Linked DNA regions of Homo sapiens: regions 2, 3, 4 and 5 are each linked to region 1. The links are chromatin contacts, found by Hi-C or POLR2A ChIA-PET in ENCODE. All regions are on one chromosome and are shown on one strand. Each heading gives the region's core, a stretch centred on a gene start or an enhancer-like site at or near the end of the contact. The rest is flanking DNA. Distances are from core to core; before and after follow the strand shown.

Evidence for each region. Hi-C counts contacts between places; a loop is a spot of excess contacts on that map. ChIA-PET counts read pairs that join two places held with the same protein, here RNA polymerase II (POLR2A). Pooled maps may share reads with other maps.
Region 2: a pooled map shows a loop between it and region 1 (3-fold over the local background). The contact joins the enhancer-like site here to the promoter of GNB1-DT in region 1. A Hi-C loop is called at or near these places in 1 of 37 single-sample maps with no recorded cell type and 8 of 50 pooled maps. POLR2A ChIA-PET finds 5 or more read pairs at or near these places in 2 of 52 experiments (GM12878 and activated T-cell).
Region 3: a pooled map shows a loop between it and region 1 (14-fold over the local background). The contact joins the promoter of SKI here to the promoter of GNB1-DT in region 1. A Hi-C loop is called at or near these places in 7 of 50 pooled maps. POLR2A ChIA-PET finds 5 or more read pairs at or near these places in 4 of 52 experiments (CD4-positive, alpha-beta T cell, GM10248, MCF 10A and 1 more).
Region 4: a pooled map shows a loop between it and region 1 (3-fold over the local background). The contact joins the promoter of FAAP20 here to the promoter of GNB1-DT in region 1. A Hi-C loop is called at or near these places in 1 of 168 maps with a recorded cell type or tissue (B cell), 9 of 37 single-sample maps with no recorded cell type and 12 of 50 pooled maps. POLR2A ChIA-PET finds 5 or more read pairs at or near these places in 6 of 52 experiments (BJ, CD4-positive, alpha-beta T cell, HEK293 and 3 more).
Region 5: a pooled map shows a loop between it and region 1 (6-fold over the local background). The contact joins the promoter of MMP23B here to the promoter of GNB1-DT in region 1. A Hi-C loop is called at or near these places in 1 of 168 maps with a recorded cell type or tissue (CD8-positive, alpha-beta T cell), 5 of 37 single-sample maps with no recorded cell type and 7 of 50 pooled maps. POLR2A ChIA-PET finds 5 or more read pairs at or near these places in 6 of 52 experiments (B cell, H1, HEK293T and 3 more).

Annotation. Positions count from the first base shown.
Region 1 is chr1:1,889,904-1,892,466 of GRCh38, reverse strand. It overlaps GNB1-DT (GNB1 divergent transcript), which reads right to left and starts at 1,287. Exons shown (of 2, transcript NR_168264.1): 1 at 1,084-1,287; 2 at 1-567. GNB1 (G protein subunit beta 1) reads left to right here and starts at 1,380. Exons shown (of 12, transcript NM_002074.5): 1 at 1,380-1,647. RefSeq lists silencers at 596-845, 906-1,005, 1,126-1,315, 1,876-2,065.
Region 2 is chr1:2,289,487-2,292,049 of GRCh38, reverse strand. The region is part of intron 1 of SKI (SKI proto-oncogene); the gene reads right to left. Among named protein-coding and RNA genes, the nearest start is that of SKI, 62 kb to the right of the region's middle. RefSeq lists an enhancer at 538-587. Within about 2 kb of position 1,274, at least 32 of the 41 ENCODE cell types and tissues checked have a DNase peak (open chromatin) inside an H3K27ac peak, as active enhancers do.
Region 3 is chr1:2,227,052-2,229,614 of GRCh38, reverse strand. It overlaps SKI (SKI proto-oncogene), which reads right to left and starts at 1,296. Exons shown (of 7, transcript NM_003036.4): 1 at 1-1,296. The coding sequence starts at 848. RefSeq lists a silencer at 1,466-2,235 and an enhancer at 2,555-2,563.
Region 4 is chr1:2,193,497-2,196,059 of GRCh38, reverse strand. It overlaps FAAP20 (FA core complex associated protein 20), which reads left to right and starts at 1,288. Exons shown (of 4, transcript NM_182533.4): 1 at 1,288-1,372; 2 at 1,927-2,062; 3 at 2,150-2,421. The coding sequence starts at 1,311. RefSeq lists an enhancer at 1-320 and silencers at 954-1,433, 1,444-1,533.
Region 5 is chr1:1,630,888-1,633,450 of GRCh38, reverse strand. MMP23B (matrix metallopeptidase 23B) reads right to left here and starts at 1,278. Exons shown (of 8, transcript NM_006983.2): 1 at 1,077-1,278; 2 at 538-668; 3 at 331-470; 4 at 96-263. The coding sequence starts at 1,232. It overlaps LOC124903821 (a long non-coding RNA gene), which reads left to right and starts at 1,665. Exons shown (of 3, transcript XR_007065352.1): 1 at 1,665-1,806. RefSeq lists an enhancer at 1-571.

The DNA of each region.
Region 1 (2,563 bases), core at 38-2,537:
GGAGGGAGAGAGAAGGGTGGCAAGGCGTGGGTTCCCTGTCTGGTGGAGGCTCCCCTAGGTAGGGGGAAGCGCGTGGCACGGAGGGCAGGTGGCGGACGCATCTGGAAGCCGCACTTACTGTGTGTCCACTTTCTCACACAAGCACCATGCACACAAAACAAGAAGGAAAACGTCAGCTGAGAGAGGCGGGTGGTGTCCCAGGGTGTGGAGAGAGTAGAAGGTGGGAAATAGGTGTTGGAGGTGGCATGGCCCCTTGAGGTTGTGGCCCTGGTTGAGGGGAGGCCCAGTGGATGAGGTTGGGTCTCTCTCCCCTTCAGCTGTGCTGGTGCAGGCCTGGAGGAAAACGGACGCCAGGTTTGGTGTGGAAGGGGAGCTCGGAGGCGATGAAGGCCCAGGCAGGTGGAAGGTGGTGGTTGAGGACCGGGGAGCAGGGCGCTGGCTGGGGAGAGGCAGAGTGAAGAAGCCGAGGGTGAGGGGCAGCCGGAACTCAGCTGGAAAGACAGCAGGAGGCGGTGGGCGCAGGGGCGGGTTCCATGGACGTTCTGGAGGCTTCTGAGGACACCAAGCCTGGAAGCCAGGACATGTGGCCTTCTTGACTTCGTTCCCCTTCCTCACCTGGAGGTCTCCAGTCCCCGCTGTCCACTGCTCAGCGGCATGGGAGGAGTCCGCGGCCTTACCCCGACACTCCCGCCCACCGGCCCCCGCCCCTGCCAGGCGGCCCTGCTCGCAGCAGCGCGAGGAGCCACGGGGTGCTGCCCTCCTCCGCAGCCCGAGGCCCACTTCACACGCACTGAGCCCAAGCGCGAGTCTCTGCCCGTCAGCCGCGTCTGAGCTCGCCGCAGTCCCTGCTTGAGAGGCCGGGGGGCACCTGCGCCTGCCCGGGACCCTGACCTGCTAGCGGGGCCTGTTGCCTCCTCTGCAGGAAGCGATCTCGCCCGCGGTGCCCCCACCCGCCCCGTCCCCGGAGGGACCGCCCCCGCCCGCGGCCTTCCCGCCCCTGCCCTGTCGCTTGAGTGCCCCCCGCCCGCCGTTACCCCACCCCCGCCCCTGGAGGAGCCCCCGCCCACGGTTACCCAACCTTACCCTGTCCCCGGAGGGCTCCACGCCCGCGTTCCCCCCGCCCCATCCCAACTCCGAGGGTCCACTGCCCCGGTCCCCATCCCGCCCGGTCCCCGCAGGGCCGGGCCGCCGGGGGTCTCCCGGGGCAGCGGTACCCGAAGGCAGCAGCACGGCCCCTTTAAGCCGCTCGGACACGCGCTCGGGGCCCGATGCGGTTTGGACGCGCACAGGCGTGCGCGTGCCCGTCGGGCCTGGCGAGCGCGCGCGACGCGCGGCGTGCGTGGTGACGCGAGCGCGTGGGGTTTTCCGAGGCTGCGGGCAGGGGCCCGCCGCGCCCATCCCGATGGCTGGAGGCGTCTGAGGGGCGGACGGAGGCGGCGGCGGCGGCGGCGGGAGCGGGAGCGGGCGGCGAGTGGGGAGCGGGGCCGGGAGTGGAGCAGCCGCCGCGGCGGGACTGGACCGAGCCTCGCCGGCGCGCACCTGCCCGCAGCGCCCGCGGAGCGCGCAGCGCGGCCCGAGCGCGACGACCTGCCGAGCGGCGGCCGAGGCGGCGGTGTGGGCGCGTCAGGCCGCGACGAGGGCGCTGAGGTGAGCGCGGCAGCCCCCAGCCCCGGACCCGGGTCCTGTTCGTCCACCCGCCCGCCCTGGGGGCGCCCGCCCCGCCCCCACCCCACCCGCCGGTCGGGGCCGCGTCTTCCTGCCCCGCCCGGGTGCGGCGGGCGGCGTCCGAAGGGGGGGCCGGGGGCTGGGGTCCGAGGTTCGGGGTGCAGGGTCGGGGTCGAGGGCGGGGTCTAGGGAGAGGAGCCGGGGTCCCAGGCCCAAGGCTGGGGGCCGAGTTTCGGCACCGGGGTGCGGGGTTGTGTGCGCCGCGGGCGCTTCCCGTGGCGGCGGCCGGGGCCCCGGGGGCGCGGGTCGGGCGGGGCCGGGCCCTGCGTGGGGAGCCGGACGTGGCTCTCGGGCCCGCGGCGCGAGAACAAAGGCCGGGCGGGCCTGCAGGCGGGGCGGTGTCGGCGGCCGGAGCCCCCGCGCGGGCCGCCTATCGGGGTGACTTTGAGGGCCGGGCGGCCGCGGGGCGCGAGCGTGGGGAAGGGGAACAATGAAATGGGGAAGCCGGGCCGCGCGCCGCGGTCGGAGTAGGGATTTAAAGCGGAAGCCGGGCGCGGCGTCGGGAAATGGGAAAATAACGGTTTCGGCCCTTTTCGCTGTGTCGAGCCGCTGAGGCAGTCGCGCTGTGGCCTCGCCCTTCTCCTGCCGAGGCCCGGGTCTGTCCGGCGCTGGCGCCCCGCGCGTGTCGACTCGAGGGTTGCGCGGACCCCGGCCCGGCCCCGCGAATGAATGGGCCCGGTGGCCGCGCCAAGATGGCGCTCCCACCGCTGCCTTTGTGGGGCGGCCGCCGCCGCGCCGAGTTTCGGGGCCCGGTTTGCGATATTCCGAAGGCCCGAAGGTGGGGGAGAGGACAGGAAATAGCACAAAGGCTGGGTGTCTTCCTCTTGCCTGGATCGGC
Region 2 (2,563 bases), core at 25-2,524, 400 kb before region 1:
GGTTCAAGAAATTATAAAGCTATTTTTGTAAGTGCCATTAATATTTCACACATGATAATTCACTTTTCATATTGGGCTTAAATTAACCTATTTTCTGATTATTGTGGCACAGAGGAAACAGATTGAATCTGCAAGACAACCCCAAGCCCCAAAATGAAGTGAGAATACCAGCTTTAAAGGTTCACTCGGATTTTTCTTTCGCTTAAGTAGGTCATCTTTGCTGTTACTTTAGCGCTGTTGATGACAAAAAGCCAAATCTTTCTAAGGAAACTGAGTAGCAATTAGTAGCGCTCCCTCGGGGCCTTGGCACTGGCCCTCTTCCTCATGCCCCAGGGGGCCCCCCCACAATGCCAGAGCCAAGGGGCATCAAAACACAAAGACCCATCCATCCAGGGGGGAAGGTGCTGGAAGGAGGGTGGGGGCTGCAGAGACTGAGGGGGTGGGGGAGGGCCCAGCTTCTGTTCTGGTCCAGCTGCTGTCCCGGGGAGGGCTCCCTCTGCAGCCCCAACCTTGCTGGGGTTCTCCTGGGACCTCGGTCTGAGGCGTCCACCAGGGGCCAATGGCCAGGCAGTGCTGCCATGGGCTCCATGACGACCCTAGATGTGTGTGCTGACCCCGGGAAGTCTGGCCCCACTCTTCTCACCCTCCCCATCCAGCCTGAGCCCTGCACTCAGCCTCGAACCACAGACCCCAGATTTGAAACCAGCCTGATGACACTGGGGCCGACCACAAAGGAGTGGCCACACAGCCCTGCAAAACCTCACTTTCGGAATCCGAAAATTAGCCAGAGGTCCCCCAGGGGACACACTGGGGCGAATGTATCGTTCTTTTCCTCCGATGCTACTGAAGGTAAATGCTGAAATAGCTTAAAAGAATAAACAGACTCCCAAGAACAGCAAGCTGGCATGAGCATCCCCAGCGCCTGCATTCGCAGCTCGTCTGGGTCCCCTCGCTGCTTCAGTTCTGGGGTGAGGGTGAACGGGGTCTGCTCCCTCCCCGGACGCTCCTGCCAGCGACTGGCTGGTGGGAGGCGCGGCCCGTAATGGCCGCCTGGCTGCCTGCCACCCTCGCCAAAGATTGAGGGAGACAAACAGGCCTTTCCATCCAGAATGAGAGGAAACGCTGCAGAAAGAGAAAAATGCGGAACACAGAAGCGGCACAGGATGCTGCGGTCGCGGTTCTTGGAAGGCTGATTCACCAAGAATCGGACTCAATTAAGAGTGTTTCGTAAGAGCGGCAGGAGGGGGTGACAATGCGTCCTGCCATCCCCGGCTTTACAGGACGGCTCCGCAAGCCCAACCCTCACCCAAGCGCTAGCTGGGGCAGAAGGGGCCCTCAGACCAGTGAAGTATCTCAGCAGGTGCCCTCTTCCTCCTCCTCCTCCTGCCTACAAGACCTCAAACCACAGAAGGCATCGCTTGCCCCCAGCGCTGGCCCAGACACACGGCAGCGCACAGAAAACTCTGGGGGAGCCCCTGATGAGGTCAGAAGCTCTGACGACCCCAGCCCACCCGCCAACTGTTGTTCTGGGGCTGGTCTCTCTCCCCTGGTGTCTGGAAGCAAAGGCCCTGGGGCCTCATCTCAGATGCCCAGAAACACGTGCAGCACCAAACAGCCAGAGAGGTGCTCAGGCTGAGCAGTGCAGGGTGGCGGCTGTGTCCCCTCAGTTCCCAAGTGTCCCGCACAGAAGGCTGGCCTACCCCCAATCAGCTCACATCCACACTGCAGTCAAGAGTCCCCATCACAGCCACACCCTCACAGCTGCTCCCTGCCTGTGCCCTGGAGGCCCTCTCAAGAGGCTGAGAAGTAGCCTCTTCCCAGGAGCCCCGGGACTTGCCTGGGGCAAAGGCTCTGCCGGGGGCAGCCCAGGGCTGCCCTGCCTGATCTCTTAAGACCAAGGACTCCACCCCTTACAACCAACATCACCCTTGCCTTACCGACTCCCTCCCCACTCTAGGAACATCCCTGACCAACAGGGACCCCCGGCGCCACACAAGAGGGCAAGGGTCTCTGTGCTAGGGCACAAACAGCCATCCTAAGACCTTGAGGAAAGACTCCAAGGAGGGGGCTGTGGAGGTGGCATGTCCTGGAGCAACGTGGCCTGGAGGCGCCTCCTGCACCCCCTCTGTGGAGTGGCAAGCACCCCATGCTCACCCTGGCCAGGCCACCCCTTCCCTCTGCCCAGTCAGCCCAGCCAGGTGCTGCCCAGAGGGAGGCCAGGCCAGCCAGGCTCTTGGTGGAAGAGGACAACCCCTTCTCTGCTGTTTCCAAACCTCATCAGGGACGTCAACCCAGATGCTGCTGTGGGGCCAAACTGAGAGCTGTGGTCATCTCAAAAGGCTGGACAAGAAGCACACGGTGGGCTCGGGGGAGGGGAGAGCCGCTACAGCCAGCCCCGGGAGCACGACCTGTGCTGCACCCCCACCCCCACGATCTTGGTTCTCCTGCCCTGCCCTGCACCCCCCCACCCCCACGATCTTGGTTCTCCTGCCCTGCCCTGCACCCCCACCCCGATCTTGGTTCTCCTGCCCTGCCCTGCACCCCCCCACCCCCACGATCTTGG
Region 3 (2,563 bases), core at 47-2,546, 340 kb before region 1:
GCCCGCCAGTTGGCCGAGTCGAAGCCCCAGTGGCAGGTCCGGTTCTCCAGGGCCTTGTGCGAGTGCACCACGAACTTGTGCGGCGGGTACATGAGGCGGCAGTCCAGGCACTGGATGCAGGCGGCGCTCGGGCTGCTGTAGAGCTCGGGCACCAGCAGCCCCTTACACTTGCCGAAGCACTCGTGGTACACGCGGACGCTGCGCTCGCTGAGCTCCAGGCCCAGCGCCAGGCTGGCGGCCAGCTCCTTCTTGCAGGGCGGCGGGTAGGCGCCGCCGTAGAGCAGCGCGTTGCACAGGCGCTCGGCGTCCGTCTTGGTGATGAGCCCGCACGAGGGCGCCGAGAAGGGCAGGATGCCCATGACTTTGAGGATCTCCAGCTGGTCGGCCGTGCAGCGCGAGCAGTAGATGTGGAGCTCGTCGCACACCGCGTTGATCTGCTGCAGCGAGAAGTCGCGCAGCACCGAGTTGAGAATCTGCGGCAGACACAGGCGCTTCTCGCCTCCCACCACGAAGCACGAGATGGTCTCGCCTTCCAGTACGGTCTCGCAGCGCTCGGTGGAGCGGTCGGACGGCATGAAGAAGGGCCCGGGCAGCACGGGCGGCGGCGGCTGGATGGCGGGCAGGTGCAGCACGGGCGGCGGCTCGGTGGCTGCGGGCACCGGCGCCGGCACCGCGGCCGCGCCCGCCTCCTTGGCGCTCTCCTTCTTGTAGGCCTCCTGCGCCCAGCGCGCCGAGAAAGCGGCCGGGCCGCCCAGCGAGCTCATGGAGCTCAGGTGGAACTGCTCCAGCGTCTTCTGCAGCCCCGGGTGCGGCTGGAAACAGCCGCGGCCGCCTGCCGCCGCCTCCATGGTGCGCTCCGGCTCCCCCGGCCGCTCCCGCTCCCGCGCGCCCGGGCCCCCCCGGCCCCCGCCGCCGCCCCGCGCGCCCCGGCGGCGCCCGCGGCCCCGACCCCGGCCGCCCCCCGCCGCCGGCTCACGGCCGATCACGGCCGCGGCCTCGCCCGGGGGCGCGAAGGGGAAGGCGGGCGGGGCGAAGGGGTCCCGCCGCTGGAGCCCGCCGCCGCCCGGGCCCGGCGCCACATCCACGCGCCCCGCGCCGCGCCCGCCGCCGCCCGGGCCCCCCGCGCGTCCCCCGCGCGCCCCCCGGGCTCTAGGCGCGGGGCATGCCCCGGCGCGCGCCGCCAACGCCAACGCCAACGCTCGCGGGCCCGGGGCTCGCGGGGGGCGCGCGGGCAGGTGCCGGCGCCGCGAGGCGCGAATCGCCGCGGCGGCCGAGGCCGAGGGGCCCGGGAGGAGCGGGGGCGCGGGCGCGGGGCCCGCCGGGCCGTCCTCGCGCGGCGCGCCGCCGCCGCCCCGCTCCTCCCACCGCGAGGCGCCCGCCCGGCTCGTCCCGGCGGCGCTGGCCGGCCGCGTCGCGCCCGCCGCCGGCCCCCGGCCCGCCCGCCCGCCGGCTCCGCGGCCCGCCCGCCCGGCTTCCGGGGCGGCGGAGGCGCCTCTCGCCCGCGGCCCTCAGAGCGCGGCGGCGGCGCGGGGCTCGGGGCGCTCGGCGCACATCCTCCCGGCGGCTCGCTCCGGCTCGGACTGAGCGCCCGGCGCTGAGCTCACGCCGCCGCCGCGCCGCCCCGCCCCGCGCCGCCCGCTCCGCCCCGCGCCGGCCCCGCCCCCCGCGCTGTTTGTTGCCGTGCGTCCGCCTCAGCCCTAGCGCTGGCCAAGAATGTGACCCGCTCCCCAGCCGGGCTCTTCCAGGAACGCGCGCTCCCCGCCCGGACTCGGCCGCGCTCGGCTCCGCTCGCCCGGGACTCGGCCACGCTCGGACCCGCCCTGCCATGACTCGGCTCCGCTCGGCCGGGACTCGGCTACGCTCGGCCATGCTCGACTCCGCTCGGCCCCGCTCGGCCCCGCCCGCCGAGGGCCGCTGGGCGCGGGCGGAGGCGGAGGCGGCGGTGGCGCCCGGGGCCCCCCTTCCGGCCGAGGCCGCTTCCTGCGCCGCTGGGAAGGCGCCCGTCTCGCCGCCGTCGGGGCCCAGAAACCCACAGGCCCCCGCCACGACCGCAAACCAGCTGGGGGCGGCCGGGGGGCCACGCCACGCACCCGGGGTTCTCCCAGGGTGGGACACCACACAGCGGGGAGGCCCCGGACGCCTCTGGGGTCCCACACACTACCGGGACGCCACACGGTGACCTGGGGTCCCACACACGAGGGGGACAGCGGCCACGCCCAGGGACCCTGCGCCGAGACGGGCACCGCGTCGCGTGACCCTGGCGGCGCAGCCCGGCGGCCCCCGCTGCGCCGTGGCCGGTGGCTCGGTGGCCGAGTGTCCGCGGCTCCCGGCCGCGCCGGCCCCGCCCCGCCCGCCGGCCCCTGGCGGAGTGTCCCTGCTGCGCGGGCCGGGGGCTTCGGGCCTGGGAGGGGCGGCGCCCGGTGCCCCAGACGCAGCCGGTCTGCCAGCCACTCCTGCCAGGTGGCTTATCAGGACTTCGGCCCCGCGGGGCCCGGCGTTCGGGCCGGCGAGACCCCTGACCTCCGCCCCGGGGCCGTGGAGCGCTGAGACGTCTTTCGGGGTC
Region 4 (2,563 bases), core at 39-2,538, 300 kb before region 1:
CTTCTCTCGCCTGAGAGCAGGCCCAGCCACAGGCTACCTCCCACAGGGCCCCCTGAGACCACACGGCCTGCAGCAGCTCCCCCAGGCCCCCTCCCCCTGCCCGGGCAGCACTCAGCGCTGCATCTCCATCTGCTCACTCAAGTCGAAGGGCCTGGGGGTTGGTGCCTCCATCTTGTTCTGCTGGGGGCCTCCAGCATCTAGAGCAGGAAGGTGTGCGGAAGAAAACCACTCATGCAGGGAGAGGGGGACCTCCCAGTCCAGGCCCTGCTGCTGACCCTTTCCCTGAACACCAACCTATGGCCTCCAGGCTGGGGCCCCTTGAAGGACGGTGGGCCACTCGGGTGGCCTGGGTTCAGGGCCGGGCTCCACAGCTGAGTTCTGGAGGGAGGGCACAGACGACTGGGGGCTGGGAGGGGCCAGGTGAGGGGTAGGAACAGCCAGGGAGCCCTGCAGGAGGGGTGCCCAGCATAGCCCCAAAGCTGCTGGGGCTGGGCAGGGCAGAAACTGCCAAGGAGTCCCAGAGCCCTGAGTGGCGTCTGGCGAGGGCCCCTGACCCTGATCTCTGTAGACCCCACTCCTTCCGTGAGGGTGGCAGCCACTCCAGGGCCCAGCAGGGCCAAGGGAGAGGCAAGTGGCCTGGGCCCATGGGGCACTGGGCACAGCCAAGTGTGGCACCAGGGTGCCTGGGCGGCTGCTGCCACCACGTGGCCGACTTTGAGGTCGCAGAGCCCGGGGTCCAGGCAGGAAAGCCCCTCAGCTGCCCCCAGGGCCCTGGCCCAGGCCCCTGAGGCCCAAGTGAGCCACCTGGACTTTGTCACTTCGCCTCTGGTTTCTTGGTTAAGGAGCTTGAGTTCCCCGCCTTTTGTAAAGAAACGGTGGTGGCGACGGCGGATTTCAAGCTTTATTTACTCCTGGAATGGTCCTGGGAGGAGAGGCGGCTCCGCAGAGCCGGAAACGGGGGCGGGAGCTGTTGGGTGCAGCCGGGAGGAGGCAGTGCCGGGGCGGGCCGGGCAGCCATCGGGGTAACGGAGGGGGCTCCGGCCCGGGGGCTGCCCGGACGGGAAAGGGGACACGGGCGGGGCTCCCCCACCTGGGCCCCCCACCCTCACGCCAGGCCCCCCTGTGCGGTGCAGGACGAAGGAACCCTGGCCTCAGTTTCCCTACAGGCTGGGATCAGGGCCCCTGGGGTTCCGACTGTCTCGGAGGGGGGCGGCCTCGCTGCAGAGGTCTGGAGGCGGGGCCGGGGCGGGGGCGGGGCCTGGAGGGGCGGGGGCGGGGCTTGCGCTCACTTCCGCCCGGCGCGGGCTTGGATGGAGGCGGCGCGGAGGCCGCGGCTGGGGTTGAGCCGCCGGAGGCCGCGCCCGGCGGGCGGGTGAGGCCGGGAGCCGGGCGGGGGCGCGGCCGGTTTTCCCGCTCCCACGTGCTTCCCGGCGCCCCCGCGGGCCTCCCGCTCTATTCTCCCCCTGGGGAGGGCTCCCTGCCCCCGGGCCCGGCCCCCACGCCCGTCGCCCCACCCCGCGCCGCCATTCAGCGCCCGCCTTGAGCCCCCACCCCACGCCGAGCTTCCCCCGCGCCGCCCCAGGCCCTCCCGCGCCTCTCCCATCATCGCGTCTCCCCTGAGCACCCCCCATCTAACCCTCTACCTTCCCCAGGCCCTCCGCAATCTCCCCAACCATCGCCTCATCCCGCTGAGGACCCCATATTTCCACCCACCCACCCCGCTCCCCCACCCCCAGTACCCCTCATCTCCGCACTGTCTGCCCCAGCAGCCCTTCCCCCAACCCTGCCGGCCACCTCCCGCACCATCGAATTTCCCTCTAGTACCCCCCATCTCCCCGCTCTCTCTGCCCCAGGCCCTCCCGGGTCTCCCCACCATAGCGTTTCCGCTACTGAGTACCCCCTGTCTGCCCTCTCTGTCTGCCCCAGGCCTTCTGGCGGCCGCCCCTGGTTTCTCCTGGGGGGTGATGAGCGGGAGCGGCTCTGGGCCGAGCTACTGCGCACGGTGAGCCCGGAGCTGATCCTGGATCACGAGGTGCCTTCACTGCCCGCCTTCCCAGGACAGGTGTGCCCACTGGGCCCATCTTAGCGATGAAGGGGTTTCCAGGGCGGGAGCCATCGCTGGGCAAGGCCCAACAACTCTGTGTTGCAGGAGCCCAGGTGCGGCCCGGAGCCCACTGAAGTCTTCACTGTCGGACCCAAGACCTTTTCCTGGACACCCTTTCCGCCGGACCTGTGGGGCCCGGGCCGTTCCTACCGGCTGCTTCACGGGGCAGGAGGGCACCTGGAATCCCCCGCCAGGTCCCTGCCCCAGCGCCCGGCACCTGATCCCTGCAGGGCCCCCAGGGTGGAGCAGCAGCCGTCTGTGGAGGGTGCCGCGGCCCTGCGCAGCTGCCCCATGTGCCAGAAGGAGTTCGCCCCCAGGTGAGTAGGCCACCCCTGCGCCCGGCCCGGTTATCCATCCGTGTTTGGAAACCACAGCCGTTCAGAAGGTCAAGAGGTGGCCGAGCTCAGCGCTGGCTTTTAAAGCCCTGTTTCACACTGGAAAGGTGGCCCAGTGCTGTGG
Region 5 (2,563 bases), core at 29-2,528, 260 kb after region 1:
GGAAGGTCCCTCCTGCCGTCTGCCCCAAAGCCCGACCGCGGCAGCCCACTGTGCTGCAGAGGAGAGGCCTCCAGGAGGCCAGCCTGGACGGTCACCTTTCTTCCAGCTGTAGCGCGTGGGGCCCAGGACCCAGTACTCGCTGTCGTCGAAGTGGATGCCGCCGTGCGGGGGGAAGAAGGCGTGGGCCAGCTCCCCCGTGGGGCCGTCGAAGCAGTGGTGCAGCGCGGAGACCAGGCAGTCCGTGTGGTTGATCGGGTAGAAGCCTGGGGGGAGCACGGGGCTGAGAGGCCGGGCGCGCAGGGCCGGGCCGGGGCGGGGGCGGGCGCCCACCTATCCGGAGGTCGCTGGGCTGCTCGGGGGCCACCTCGCGGAAGCTGAAGGGGGACACGTCGCTCCACATGCGGAAGGCGGCAGCTAGGGCCCGCCGCGTCTCCCGCGGGCTCAGCAGGTTCCGCGGGAAGGAGAGGATCCTGCAGGGAGAGTGAGCTCAGCGGGCGCCGGCCGCGCCCCCTCCCCCGGGGCCCAGCCAGGGCGCACCTGTAGGTGAGGTTGAAGTGGTCCCAGCGCAGCCTGGCTGGAGTCAGCGTGTAGCGGCGTCTGCGGGGGGCCAGTGGGCCCGGGACCCGGGTGGGGGGGACCGCCGAGAGGCCCAGCGCAGCGACGTCTCCCTTCAGGGAAGAAAGCGTGCGTGGGAGGCATCGGTGACGGTCCCCAGGACCAAAAACTGCCGCGGAAAATGGACTGGAAGGAAACGGGGGTGGGGGTGCCCAGGGCTGGGAGCGGGCGTGGCGGGTCCTGTCTGCCTGTGGTTTCGGGTCTCCTAACCTGAGCGCCCTGTTGCACGTCCCTGGGAACGCGGCCCAGTGGAGGGGAAGGGGCTGAACAGCAGGGCGAGGCCTCCCACCCCTCCCAACAACTGGACACAGGGGCGTCCAACCCTCCGACCTCGGGACGCACATCCGGACCCTCAAACACCCCGCACACCCCGCACACGTCCTGCGGGCCCCCCGATAGACCAGACCCACAGACGTGAGGACCCCCCCAACCCGGCACCTGGCCTCCCCCCCGCCGCTCACCTGCGCTGCGCTCCAGGCCGGCACCGCCGGGGCCCCCAGCCGGGCCAGCAGCACCAGCGCGGGGAGGAGGCACAGGGCGACCAGCGCGGCTCCAAGCCAGCGGCGCTCGACGCCTGCCCCCGGGGCCTCCGAGGGGACACGGGCCCCGCGGCCCATGGCAGACTTGCTGTGGGGCTCAGGGCTGCATGGGGCAGCAAGGCGCGGGGGCCCGGGCCGCAGAGCCTCCGGGGAGGATCCGGAGGGGAGGCAGTGGCTCGGCGGCTCGGGTTACAGCCCGGTGTGGTGGGGGGGAGGGAGACGGGGCGGGAGAGGGGGCAAGGCTGCCCCTGAAGGGAACCAGCTGGCCCGTCCGTTGGCCGAGCTGCCTGCTGTCTCCAGCCGGGGGCATGGGGACCCGCGTCCCGTGGGCCAGGGGCAGAGGCCTGGGCATGGCCTGCTGGGCGGGGTCCTCGGAGGGGGGAGCGAAGAGGGCCCCAGGCAGCCCGGGAAGGGCAGCGCCAGGGCTCCCGCTTAGGAAAGGGTAGCAGTGGGGGTCCCCAAGCCCCCACTGCTGGGCAGTGAGTGATCTGGTGGCTTTTTTCCCAAATGGAATCCTCAAAAAACCCCTGAGCCCCACATGAGCGGAGTCTCCATCCTGGCCCAGGCAGCTGAGCTGGGCCGCAGGAGACGCGTCGCTCGCCTGACAGTGTCCCCGAGAGCTGGGAGGGGATGGCCGGATGGGGACGTGGCAGTGAGTATGGGGCGGTGGAGGGGGAGGCGGGGAGGGGGTGCGTGGGTAGGCAAGGGCCGCGGAGGGTGCCAGGTTGCGGGGCGGAGGGAGGGAACTTGCCAGGGTCTCCCGGGGAGCCGGGAAGGGGCGGGCCCTGGCTGCGGGAAGCCCCGTGGAGGGTAGCGCGTGAGGTGGAGGGTGTGTGGCTCCTAAATCCCCGGCTAGGCCCCAGCAAAGGGGAGAGGGAGACGGGAGGGACGGGAAACGGAGCTAAGCGCCGGGCCTGGAGGTCTGGACCGGTCCTGATTGGGGGCGGGGGCGGGGAGCTCGGAGACCCAAAGGTTCGACGGGGCGGCCGGCGTCCAGGCGCGAGCGGCTCTGGGCTGGGACCGAGACCGGGCACCGGCGTCCCGCGGGGCGGGGGTGGGGGATTGGGCAGAGGAGCAGGAGATTCCGAGCCAGACCGGCCTGTGTCTGTCTCGTCCCTCCCCGTTTTCCGCGCCGGCGTCGGGCCCAGGGTGACGGCAGCCCGGCCAACGGGGTCAGCGCCAAGCAGCTGGCGGCGGCCGCGGGCGGTTCTTGGAAAGCGCGAGAGGCTGGGCCTGGCCGCCGTATTTGCTCCGACACCGCCCCCCGCCCCCCCAGCTCGTCACCCCGCCTGCGTGCGCCCGGCCCCCAGACCCTGCCTGGGACGCCCCCCAACTAACTCCCTGCTGGGACGGGACCCCACAGCCCTGGGGAGTGTCGGGCCCCTTGGATCAGAGCGCGAGTCCCCGCG